Regions from separate parts of the Mus musculus genome. Here region 2 is linked to region 1. The links are chromatin contacts, found by Hi-C or POLR2A ChIA-PET in ENCODE. All regions are on one chromosome and are shown on one strand. The core of a region is the stretch at or near the end of the contact, and the rest is flanking DNA. Distances in the headings are between cores, read along the strand shown.

The links. Hi-C counts contacts between places; a loop is a spot of excess contacts on that map. ChIA-PET counts read pairs that join two places held with the same protein, here RNA polymerase II (POLR2A).
Region 2: POLR2A ChIA-PET joins it to region 1 with 30 read pairs in Patski. The contact joins two enhancer-like sites. A Hi-C loop is called at or near these places in 2 of 37 maps with a recorded cell type or tissue (ES-E14 and T-helper 2 cell). POLR2A ChIA-PET finds 5 or more read pairs at or near these places in 3 of 5 experiments (Patski and embryonic stem cell).

What each region holds. Positions count from the first base shown.
Region 1 is chr19:53,418,271-53,424,459 of GRCm38, reverse strand. No RefSeq gene overlaps it. Among named protein-coding and RNA genes, the nearest start is that of Smndc1, 31 kb to the right of the region's middle. Within about 2 kb of position 2,961, at least 2 of the 3 ENCODE cell types and tissues checked have a DNase peak (open chromatin) inside an H3K27ac peak, as active enhancers do.
Region 2 is chr19:53,553,826-53,560,306 of GRCm38, reverse strand. No RefSeq gene overlaps it. Among named protein-coding and RNA genes, the nearest start is that of Dusp5, 28 kb to the right of the region's middle. Within about 2 kb of position 2,931, at least 1 of the 3 ENCODE cell types and tissues checked has a DNase peak (open chromatin) inside an H3K27ac peak, as active enhancers do.

The sequences.
Region 1 (6,189 bases), core at 1,712-4,211:
ATGCGGTTTGAACCATCCTTTGATTAACAAAAGAACATAAGACTATGAAACAAAATGAAATTATAACAAATATTTATTAAGGATGGGGGAAGGTAAGCAGCGAATCACTGTCGCCTGGAGTCACATCTTTTTACCTGCGTCTCTCTGAGGTAGTTTACCACAAATGAATGAGTTATACTTCCTGTTTGTAGCTGACCTCCCTTCCCTAGGTCACCCCTGCCCCTCAGTGCTGTCTGAGGTTCCAACACTTGTGTATCTGCAGTAAATGTACTATGATCCCAATATCTGAGCGCTGAACACTGTGGGCTTCTGTCACCCTAACTCTTTATGGGAATTGAATGATACCCATAGATGTTCCACATACAATTTGAGGGGTTCTTAAAGCCCTCTAACGCACATCTGTGGGTCCCAGGTGTGAAACCTTAACAGGTACATTCCTCTCGTGCCACACATGAGGTGACACGTGTGTGTGTGTGTGTGTGTGTGTGTGTGTGCGCGCGCGCGCGCGTACTCACATGCTTGTGACTTGCTCACGGTGACCCAGTAGGCTGGGACTCAAGAAGCAGGATGGGCTTGAACCTCGGCTCCTCCCCTCTTCCATAGTGGCTGCTCTGCCTTTAGCACCAAGTGGGCTCTCTGAAGAAGGATATCCCAAATTAGATCCTACCCCCTCAGAAGGTCTTTCTTGTGTCTCATTCTCTTCTTCAGACCGGTATTTTTGCTCCGTGCAATGGGGAGGGCAGCGACAACCGCATGGAAACGCACAGACAGGAAACAGGAATGCCCCTGTGTGTTCGAAAATATTAAGAAATGAGAGTGTGTGGGGAGGTTGGTAACAAGTTTCGCTGCGGAGAAAGAATGTAGTCCTGGGGAAGTCCCAGGAGAAATCTATCGGACTGAGTCCAGCCTCAGTGTGGCGCTCTCTCCTCCCCTCCCCAGTGTGGGTGGTCCGGGGTAGCCTCGGCGCCCCCATGCTGTGCGCTCTGCAGGTGTGCGGAGACTCCTCCCCCTCCGCCAGCTCGCCACTCCCCCTCCCCCAGGTTTGCCCACTTCCTCTTAGCCATCCGCTCAGCTTTTGGCACCTCACCCCTAGCGCCTGGCCCTCTTCTGTCACAGCAAAGTGATGTTCAGTTTTGTATGTATTTGTTTCAGCTCTGTGTGGCCCATTACATGAGAAGGTCACTGTGAGCAGGACCTGGATCCTTGGTGTCTGGGGCTCCCTGCAGCCACTCACTAAGGTAAATCAATGATGGCATGGAGTAGTGTTCTAGTTTCCTTACCGTTGCTATGATAAAACACTCCGACCAAAAGCAGTTTAGTGGAGGGAAGGGGCTTCTTGGCTTACACTTCCGGGTCACAGTTCATCACGGAGGAGAATCAGGGCAGGAACTGAACCAGGAGCTTGAACCAGAAACCATGGAGGAATGCTGCTTGCTAGCTCATTCTTAATGGAACTTTCTTATTCAGCCCAAGACCCATCCGACACAGGGACTGATGTCACCCACAGTGGGCTGGGTCCATTTTTATCAATTAACAATCGAGACCATCCGCCACCCCCATAGACATGACTACCCGCCAATCTGATCTGGGCAGTCTCTCAACTGAGACTGCCTTCTTGGGTGACTCTTGGCTGTGTCAAGTTGACAGTTAAAGCTAACTGAGACATATGATTTTGGACTTTGACTACTGAAATAAATGACCTCTGCCCCTCATTTCTGAAATCTTAGACAGGCCTGAATGTAGCTGGGTGCTTGCTTCAACCTCTAAAGCACAGAGGAATGGCGAGTGGGGTCCTGCTCCTCAGAGCTGAGGTTCCATCCAGCAAGGGCACACATCCAAACTGGCCTCTCGGATTGTTCTCGGTCTTCTGCTGCTCTTTAACAGCCCATTGGATCTGGGACGGCATCTTGCCCCCGTTCCCACTCCCACTCCCAGCTAGCCTGCCCACTAGTGGTTGAGAGACTATCAGTCACGGTTCTAAGGATGGGTTTCTCCTGAGGACTGCAGGCACCAAGGCATAATTAAGGAACTCGAACAGGTCCTTCTGCCTTCTGGGCTCGCCTCCAAATAATGGCGCTGCGCAGAGAGTAGCCTGTTATTCACACGATCCCCCCCCCCCCCCCCCCGTTTAGGTGGAATATCTTCTTCTTCTTCTTCTTCTTCTTCTTCTTCTTCTTCTTCTTCTTCTTCTTCTTCTTCTTCTTCTTCTTCTTCTTCTTCTTCTTCTTCTTCTTCTTCTTCTTCTTCTTCTTCTTCTTCTTCTTCTTCTCCTCCTCCTCCTCCTCCTCCTCCTCCTTCTCCTCCTCCTCCTCCTCCTCCTCCTCCTCCTCCTCCTTCTCCTCTCCTCCTTCTCCTTCTCCTCTCCTTCTCCTTCTTCCTCTTCTTCTTTTTTGTAACCTGACACCCACATCTTCATGACTGCAGCTGTGTATAACTCTCACAAGGAGGGAACCCTGACCACCAAATTCTTCCTCCTTCCTCCTATTTCTCTCAGTGTTGGGATGGTAGAGGTGAGGTGAAAGATTTATGCCACAAAGAGGTACAAGCCATTTTCTCCTCCGAGGCTCCTGCTGGGGGTAAGGGGTGGGTGAGGAGCCCTGATACCAACAGCTATGGACTAGCCTCCTCTTAGCAGTCAGCTTCTCTGCTTTCCAGAGTCCCCAGCAGCTGGAGGTGGGGTCTGACCTTGGACATCAGGGAACAGCACGCGCAGGGGCTAAGTGACCTCAGTTCGGTAGATAGGTGTCTGCTCCTAGAAACTGCCTTATTCCCCCTCACTATGCTCCAGTTCCTTCCTCCCGGCCACCTCAGGTGAAAAGATCTGCATGAAATTCTTTTGCCTTTTCTTGCAGCCGCCAAGTCTTTAACTTTCTTGCACCAATCGCCTTTTCAGGAGGACAAGAAATGAGCTATGATAGGCTATTCAGGAAGTTGAAGACAGCTGATTGGTGCTAATGGGTGTGGGGCGGGCCCTGCCTCTGTCCCATTCTTTCTAGTTAATCATGAGAGAGGCTTTTAACAGAGTCCTACAACCTGGGTTGACTTGAGCCGTCCCTCACTGCCTGGCTGACTCGTCTCTGAGCGTCTTGATAGGGGCCCACCACATCCCTTCCCACCTTACTCAGCTGGTGACTCTGTCTTAGATCACTGCTCCGTGGCTTGAGCACTTTGTCTCTGCTCCGGAAGAGGTTTTGCTCTGTCATAGCTCTCCTCCTCCAGAGGCCAGTGCATCAAAAGAGAGTCAGCACCCTGTAAATAGTTGTGATCCTAGGTGAGTGGCAGGTGTCACACACGCGTGTGTTGCTTGCCGTGACGAAAATGCAATGCGCAAGCAGAAAGCAACAATTGGTTCTTTGTTACAGCATTCCACGCTGGGTTCCATCCAGCATGGCTCCATACCTTTGCGGGGGGAGGAGGGGGAGTAACTAATGACTGCCTCGGATTCCTAAGGGTGAAAGGCTTAGAGGCACTGGGGGGCGGGGTGGCGGCGGGGGAGGGCGGCTAATGCAACCCAGTGTGAAACTCTGCCTCTGTCTGCTATGCTCTCCTTCTGTGAACTCCAGTACTTGATCTCTTGGTATCCCTAGTTTCCTCATGACTAAAATGGGACTGATCATAGTATTAAATAATCTTATGCGTAAAGCATTTACAATGTTGGCTAGCACACAGTAAGCACCGTACAAATTTGCTATTATGAGCACTAAGTGTCACTCTGAAGAGTTCCGTTCTTTTGTAACTAGGAAATGTGATTCTTTTTCCTTAGTTTTCCAAAAGAAGAAAAAACAAAAGAAAGGAAGGAAGGAAGAAAGAAAGAAAGATAGATAGATTTTATTTTATTTATATGGCTGGGCGTGGTGGTACACACTTTTAATCCCAGCACTTGGGAGAGACAAAGACAAGTGGGTTTCTGTGAGTTTGAGGCCAGCCTGGTCTACATAGTGAGTTCCAGAACAGCCAGAGTGAGACCCCCAACTTTAAAATGTGTGTGTGGCCGGGTGTGGTGGCGCACGCCTTTAATCCCAGCACTCGGGAGGCAGAGGCAGGCGGATTTCTGAGTTCGAGGCCAGCCTGGTCTACAAAGTGAGTTCCAGGACAGCCAAGACTACACAGAGAAGCCCTCCCTGTCTTGAAAAACAAAAACAAAAAACAAACAAAAAAGAATAAAATGCGTGTGTGTGTGTGTGTGTGCACATATGCATGTGTGTGTGTGTGTGTGTGTGTGTGTGTGTGTGTGTGTGTGCACATATGCATGTGTGTGTGTGTGTGTGTGTGTGTGTGTGCACATATGCATGTGTGTATGGCTGCGGAGACTAGAGATGTTGAGTTTTCCTGGAGCTGGAGTTACAGGCAGTTATGAACTGCCTGACATGAAGCCAGGCCCAATTTTCTTTAAGACATTCAATCCTTGGACCCCCCTCTAGTGGCGCCATCTAGTGGAGAGTGTCAAACTTGACGCTCTTACACCCCGACTACTCAGCTCTCCCGTTGGAGTGTGGAAGTAGCCTCAGACAGTATGGAAATGATGAGGGAGGCTGTGTTCTAATAAAACTTTATTGACAAAAACAGAAAGCAGGCCAGGTTTGTCCAGCAAGCCACCATTGGCCAACCCTTCATCTGCAGTAGTTTTCTTACAGACGTTGTCTCCATCCTTACCAGAGTCTTCTGCCATAAAGCTTGACTATGGGTCTGAGTGTTCACTTCCTCTAAGAAAAATGACAAAATACACACAGAAATGGAAATTTGGGGGTGAAAACTGGGAAGAAGTCCTTAATCTGTTTCCTCTTGCCTACATCAGTGATATAACACAGAGAAAAGATGAATCCGAAGCTAGAAAATACGTGTACGGAAGCCAACTTTCTTCTGGCAGCTTAAGTCTTTGCTCTGTCGGTCCATCTTTTACTGCTAGTGCGGTGTTTGCCATAGGACCCTGATTCGCAGAGTTCCAGTCACACTACCTTTTCTAAGAAGCCCGCTGAGACCCTGCCACACAGCTTAAATCTCCATTCCCTGAACTCCCACAACGCTGGTCTCAGAGCTTAAGGAAGTGGCAAAAATCCCAGTTCAAGGTATGGGGCCACTGCTATAGGTGTCTGAGCAAAGACCTTGAGGAGTCTGTCGGGCTGGCAGAGCACACATAAGGCCCCGGGTTCTGCCCAGCTAGCATCGTATAGAACGGACCACAGTGACACATACCCCAGCTCGGGGTAGACAGACGCAGGAGGACTAGAAGTTCAAAGCCATCCTCACTCACCCTGGAAGAAATGAGATTTTTTTTTTTCTAATGAAAAGAAAAAAAGAAGGTCAGGTCTGAAGTCTGGAACACGTTTTGGGTTTTTACTTGCTTTATAAGGTAGTTTGAAATCACACGTGGACTGATTTGCCAGTTGGCACAAGGAGTCCTGCCCCTGTCAGACCACCACTCCTCCTCCTCCTCCTGATGCTCAACACTGACCGCCAGCACGGTCTAAGCTTCTCTGGGCAACTCTTGGTCCGAGGTCCACCCTGCTACAGGGCATGGCTGCTTGGGAGGTGAACGGTGGGGAGTTTGTGCTTATCCTGCGCAGTGCTCAGACACGTCTCCGTCTCTGGGAGTGGGAAGGTGCAGTCTGAGATGTGAGAAAGGTGAAGCTATATTCTCTGGCTTCTGGGCCCCCAGTCACCACTGGAGAACCACACAGAGAAGTTGAATGAAGTGTTGGGGAGCCACAGGTTCACGATGGGGCCGAGACCAGGCGCTCCCAAACTCCTGGACATCTAGGTGCTGCTGAGTCATAAGGAGCTGAGAGCAGAGTTGGGGGCCGTGGGCTGAAGCCCGGGGCCAGAGGAAGGGGGAAGTTCCAGCTTAGCTCAGCTGTGATTGTCCTTAGCTTGGTGGCTGTTGTGGCTAGGAACGCAGAGAGGCCTTCTATGGGAGAATTAAGCAACAGCTCGATAGTCTAATGCCTTCTCCATGGCTCCCCATGGCAGATCTTGATGGAAAAGACAGTCCGCGGTTCTAAACTGTTCATCATGGAAAATGGATGCATACTGTACCAACTTCTAAGAGAGGACCCAAGATTAAATACCCTTTGTAGGGAGGAGTGGAAAGGGAAGCTTATTGGCTAAATCCTCTAGGTATCTTCATTAGCATGGGCCTGCATGAACACTGGTCATGTTTTCTTATGTGGGGTGCATGGCACATGTTCCAGG
Region 2 (6,481 bases), core at 1,682-4,181, 140 kb before region 1:
TTTTCTGAGCTGTCACCCACCCTGGGGTGGACTTTGGTGATGCAGCTGTCTTTGAGTCATTTCTGCTCCTTTAAGTAACCCCAATAAAACTTATTGGTTCATCAAGTTGGACTCTGGTGGTACCAGTACTTTGGTCTATCATGGGTTCCCTACTTGGGGTGATGAGACAAATGTGTTTCCTCTCCTCAGAAAAAGTTTTGTCACACGACACTTGCATTTGAGCAAATCTAGGCATTTCCCCGTGTTGCATTATGCGTTTGGGCACTGTTGTGATGTTTACAGGGGAGAGGTAAATGTCATACGCTCTTTGCCCTAAGACCCCTCCACACTCAAAGATGGAACAGCGTTCATATTTCTTATAAATAGGTCACTACAAGGATGAACTGCACATGGATGCTGGGCTATGGGTCCGGCTTTCTGCTAGGACTGCAACTGTATGGGAACACTTCCTGGCTGCATGTTGTCTGAAACTGACTTAACCTCTCCTGGATAGGAATGATAGCTAGTGGCTCCCCTCACCCCGTTGTTGGAAGGTGACAGATGGCTGTGTGATCTGAACTCAGCCTTCATGGAGAGCCCATAGGCTTCCTGACAGCGTTGGTTGTGTCTGCTTTCACTCCTTCCCTCTGTCCATCACCCCAGAAATACTTTTATTTTTTAAAAAAAGAACAAGAACAAATTGTTCTGTTGTTGTTTTTTTTTTAAAAGACTTTTTAAAAAATTATTTATATGAGTACACTGCAGCCGTCTTCAGACACACACCAGAGAGGGCATCAGATCCCATTACAGATGGTTGTGAGCCACCATGTAGTTGCTGGGAATTGAACTCAGGACCTCTGGAAGAGCTGTCAGTGCTCTGAAACACTGAGCCATCTCTCCAGCCCCAGAAACAGTTTTTTGTTTGTTTTTTTTGGGCTTTTGGTTTTGGTTTTTTGTTTTTGTTTTTTGTTTTTTGTTTTTTGTTTTTTGTTTTTTTGAGACAGAATTTCTCAGTGTAGCCCTGGCAACTCTGGAATTCACTCTGTAGACCAGGTTATCCTTGAACTCAAAATTTGCTTAAAAGCATATGCTACCACTGCCTGACTCCAGAAACAGTACTTTTAACTGGAATGTGGTCCCTGCCAGGAGAATTGGCAGCAAACTCGTGAAGTTTAGCTGAGGATGGTAGTTTAGCCTGGTCATAATAGTTCATGCCTATAATGGTCATAATGGTTCATGCCTATAATTTTAACACTAGGGAGCCTGAGGCAGGAGGATTGTGAGTTCAAAGTGAGACAGGGCTACCCAGGGAAACCTTTATTTAAAATGGGGGATGGCAGTAGCTTAAAATGAAGAGCGTGAAAAGGAATTTCAGGAGCTGGGGAAATAACAGAACTTGGATTTGGGGTGCTTTCTACATCATTGAAAACAATAACTCTTGGAAACTTCAGTCAGGGGCAGGAGAGATGGGCAGGTGCACACTTGTTCACGAAGAAGACCTGGGTTCTATTCCAAGCATCCACATGGTGGTTTACAGCCATCCATAACTCCAGTTCCAGGGCATTCGAAGTTCTCTTCTGACAGTATGTATGACAGCACACTCACATACACGCCAGCAAAACATTCATGAATAATAATAACAATAACAACAACAGCAATAATAATAATAAATGCCAGCTTGATGGTGGTGTCACATGGCTTTAATCCTAGCATTTTGAGTCAGAGGTAGACAGATCTCTGTGAGTTCGAGCCCAGGTCTACAGAGCAAGTTCCAGGACAGCCAAGGCTACATAGAGAAACCCTGTCTAGAAAAAAACAAACAAACAAAAAAAAACCAAAACCCAGCTTCCAGTTCACTGTCCTTATTTAGTCGTTTTTCTTATAATTCCACGTAGAACAATCAATCCACTTTCGGGAGCCGTGGTACCCACTATAAAAGGAGGAAGATGGAGATTAGGGTCCCAGAGCCCTTTGAGTTTCTGACTCCTATGAATTTGGAAGGTGTGTATGGGAAAGACTGATACCCCAACTCCGACCCCAACTTGTTAGCATTCTGTCTAAACTCCATCTCACAGTCATCTGGCAACAGCCAGGTATGCTCCTCCCCACAGTTACCTGGCAACAGCGGGGGGTAGGCGACCCACTATAAAAGGCGCTGCCCCCCTCCTCTTTCCCTTGCTCTCATGCTCCCCCCTCTCTCCCCATTCCCTTCCCCCCTCTCTCTCCACGTGCTCATGGCCGACCTCTGTTTTTCTCCTCTACGCCCCCCACCCCTGCCTTTCTCTGCCTCCACTACCCTCTTAACTCTCCTCCCCACGCCCTAAATAAACTCTATTCTGTACTATACCGTGTGGCTGGTCCCACGGGGGGAAGAGTTGACTCCGCATGGGCCCGCTGAGACATCCCCTTCCCCATACCTCACCACACCCCTATAGAACATATCTTATATCGCTTTATCCTTTTATAAACACGCCACAACTCCCGTGCCCTCTCAACCATAGCCACCAGGACTTCTACTCTAGGAGCTACAGGGACAAGTCCACGTGGATTAGGAGGGGACTCCTTGAGAGTGCCTGCCTGGAGACTGGGGGTGCTAGGATGGGGGTGGAATGCTCCTTCCTGCAGCATCTGAACCCCGGGGCAAGGCTAGGGACGTCCCCTGCATGGAACCCAGGAGGAGCATGTGGCACAATCACCAGCCCGGGAATGCAGCTCAGGCAGTTCCCACGGGCTCCCTGCTCAGGGTGGGACCCCTTGCTTTGGCGGGGCCATTGGAATCACACCTGGCAAAATATTAATTACTGTTGCTTCCAAGGTCCCACCAGTCACAGCGGTGGCAGGCCCTGCCCAGGAAGTCCAAATAATCGGCATCGCTGGTATTTTAGTCACCCCTGTGGGGAGTTGGGTCACCTGACTCCACAGCTGCTCCTAGGCAGTCTCTGGCAGAACCACTTCCCGGAACCCTGCGGAAAGCAGGGGGCCTAGGCGGGGCGCGTTGGATTGGGGACGTGGAAGACTTGGGGGAAAACTTGCCATCTAGACGCCCCCTCTTTAATCCTAGCAGCCATACTTTATTTTACCAAAACAGGTTGAGAAATCTAAGAAAATTGCCCGAAGTCCCAAGCTGGCAAGAGACAAGGCTGGGACACTTTCCACTAATGGCAGGTAATTTCACAGGCCGGAAAAACCACTCCAGCCTAATCAGCGGTTGAGCATATTGAGAACGTGAGAAAGCAGTGGGCAGAAGAGTGGAATAGGGATGACACTAGACCTGTGTACACGCCCTCTTCTGGTGGCATGGAAAGGACCCCTGGAAGAGAGAGGGTGGGGGAAGAAGGGAAAGGAGGTGGGGAGGGTCACCTTACATTCCCCTCCTACCCTCTCTGAATTGTGGGAATTGAAGCAGACAGCTTCCCCAAAGCCCATTGAGATAAACTTCATTAGCAGCGTTAAAATGTCAATGAGTTAACCATTAGCATTCCAAATAATAATTCCAGATTCCGAAGTGGTTTTTGTTAAAGGATGTTCATAATTTATAAACACACGCCACTCTGTGAGCCTCCTAAATCCAGCTGTTAAGAAGGGTGATTGTCGGGCTGGTGAGATGGCTCAGTGGGTAAGAGCACCCGACTGCTCTTCCGAAGGTACGGAGTTCAAATCCCCGCAACCACATGGTGGCTCACAACCATCTGTAACAAGATCTGATGCCCTCTTCTGGAGTGTCTGAAGACAGCTACAGTGTACTTACATATAATAAATAAATCTTTAAAAAAAAAAAAAAAAAAAAAAGAAGGGTGATTGTCGATTGTTAATAACAGCACAAGGTAGGGCACACAGCTATGTACACAGACCCTAACAGCTGTTCACAGGAACTTAAAAGAAAGGGGAGAGAATGAGGGAGGAGGGGAAGGAGGAGGAGAGAGAAGAGGGGAGGGGGGAAGGTGAGAGGGAGGAGGAATCAAGGAAGGGCTACATCTAATGCATAGAAACCAGACTGACTGGAAACATTCAATACTGACAGTGGGTGTCTGTGGGTAGAAATTGTTTTTTTTTTTGTTTTTTTCTTTTTTTCCTTTCGTTTTCTGGGACAGGATTTCTCTGTGCAGCCCTGACAGTTCTGGAACACTCTCTGTAGACTAGCTCCTTGAGTGCTAGGCTGGTATCAAAGGCAGGCACTGCCACCATTTAGAATGAAAACTACCTGTACCTTATTTGAAAGAGAAGCGTGTCACACTCGTGTCATACACCAGTGGCCAAGAGCCCCTTGCCGGCATCTACTGACCATCTGGCACTGTGCAAACCTCTCTCCTTAGATTTCTTTTACATCTCCACAGCATCACTGAGGTGCCATGGTAGAGGACCCAAAGCCCCATCCAACAGGCAGGACTTTGTTCTGGATAACAGGTTCCCCTCCCCCAGCCCTACCCCCAGACCCCTACCCTCCAAGGCCAAGGGCAACGCAGCAGCCTTCAAGCCTAGTGCAGCAGATCTGGGTGCAGACCAAAGATAAGCAAGCCTGCTTTTCTAGCCCATGGCCTGGCTCCTAGACTCTAAGGGCCCTCTGCTGCCACCGCCTTCGCTGTACCACCTGGCCTCAGTGGTAAACCATTCTGAGCCTTCACTTAGGTGAAATGTCCATTTCACCTACTTGCTGCTCTAGGCCTGTGTATTTTTAAATTTTTTTGCTTATTTTTTTCAATAAGCTGTCACATCTCAGATCCCCCTATGTTGTGAACCCTTCTGCTGTTTAAGATCGCCAGGGTGTGTTCCTATGGCTTTGTCAACTTAAGTCTCGATTCCCAGTCAGTCACTTTCCAGTATTCCAGACCAGCATTCCAGTCAGACTGCTCATCGGGCCCTGTGCCTCCCACTCCTTTCCTAAGTGTGATGGAAATGTCCTGAATTTCTAGAAAATAAACCACAATAGCATTCTTGAAAACATTCTCAGAAGCCGGAGACCTACCACCCACTCTGCTGCCCTGGGAACCTGGAAAGCCATGTTGTGAAGGGCAGGAAGCCAGGAACAGACCAGAAAATGGGGTGTGGGGGGGAGCTGATGCAGAGGGGAGAGGAGAGTGCAGGGGTGGGTCAGCCTCCCTGGCACTTCCTGCCAGGCACCAGACTCCTGACTCAGGGCCTGCTACCTGCCTTCCTTGACCTTGGTCTCAGACTTGATTGTCTGAGAGAGGAAGCTGTGGTGGGTTGGACCCCCAACGCTCCTTGCTGGTCCCTTTCCTATGGTGGGTAGTGACAGCTTGTTGACACATCCATTTGCATGAAACTGTTAACTGCCATAAAGGAAGACTATGCCCTCTGCACCCTGAATCCCTGATGCCTGGAAGGATGGGATGGGAGATGACTGGGAGACAGACTGGATGAGGGGTCATGCTGTCTCTAGCTAAGCAGCGTGTACCATAAAACCTAGGATCTTCCCAGTAAGTCTTGGTGAAGTCCAATGGCCATGGCCTTCACTGATAAATTGTACTTGGAACTCTGGCTACTAACCCACAAGCAGACTCCTCTTTTCTCTCTCCTGTGCCTCATTCTCCTCATCTGGAGGGTAGGGTAGAAAAACTAGGGAAGTACCCGGGCCATGGCTGGTGGACCTCAGGACAGTCTGGCAAGCTTCCTCCTCCCACACTTCGTTCTGACTCAATCCTTCCTGTTCCTCACCTGGGTAAAAGTCCAGAAATGGGCAAAAGGTTAAGTACACTGAAATCTCCCAGCCGGATGAAAAACATTAGCAGTCAATACCAGGTTTGCCTGGTGCTCTTTTTTAATGGCATAAAAAAAAATGTGGAGTCATGTGACGTGGAAAAGGGCAAAGTATACACGTGATGCTGTGCATACTTGTGCTTATGTATGCAACAGACGACGTCGGAAGGCGTCTACAAGAAAAGGATTTCCTCCGGGCAGTGGTGGCGCATGCCTTTAATCCCAGCACTCAGGAGGCAGAGGCAGGCAGATTTCTGAGTTCGAGGCCAGCCTGGTCTACAGAGTGAGTTCCAGGACAGCCAGGGCTACACAGAGAAACCCTGTCTCGAAAAACCAAAAAAAAAAAAAATTTCCTCCTGTGGGTAAAATTTGACTTTTCACTTTAAATAGCCTGCTGTTCTGTTTGGATTTGGGTGTGCAGAGATCCTGGGCTTTACTGTGTGTGTGTACACACATACATGTCTTTGCTTTACTATAAGTGTGTGTGCACATCTATGTATACACACGTCTGTTTTATTATGTGTGTGCACACACACATTTGTGTGACATATGCATGTGTACACATGTGTAGGCATGTTTGTGTGGAGGCTGGGGTCACTTTGGGTGTCATCTTCATCACTCTCCTTTTTTTTTTTTATGTGTATGAATATTTTCCTTGAATGTATGTATGTGCACTACGTGCATGCCTGGAGCCTAGAGAGGGCAGAAGAGGGCATCAGATCCCCCAGGACTAGAGTCACAGTTATGATTTGCCCTGTGGGTGCTGGAACTCAAACCTGGATTCTCT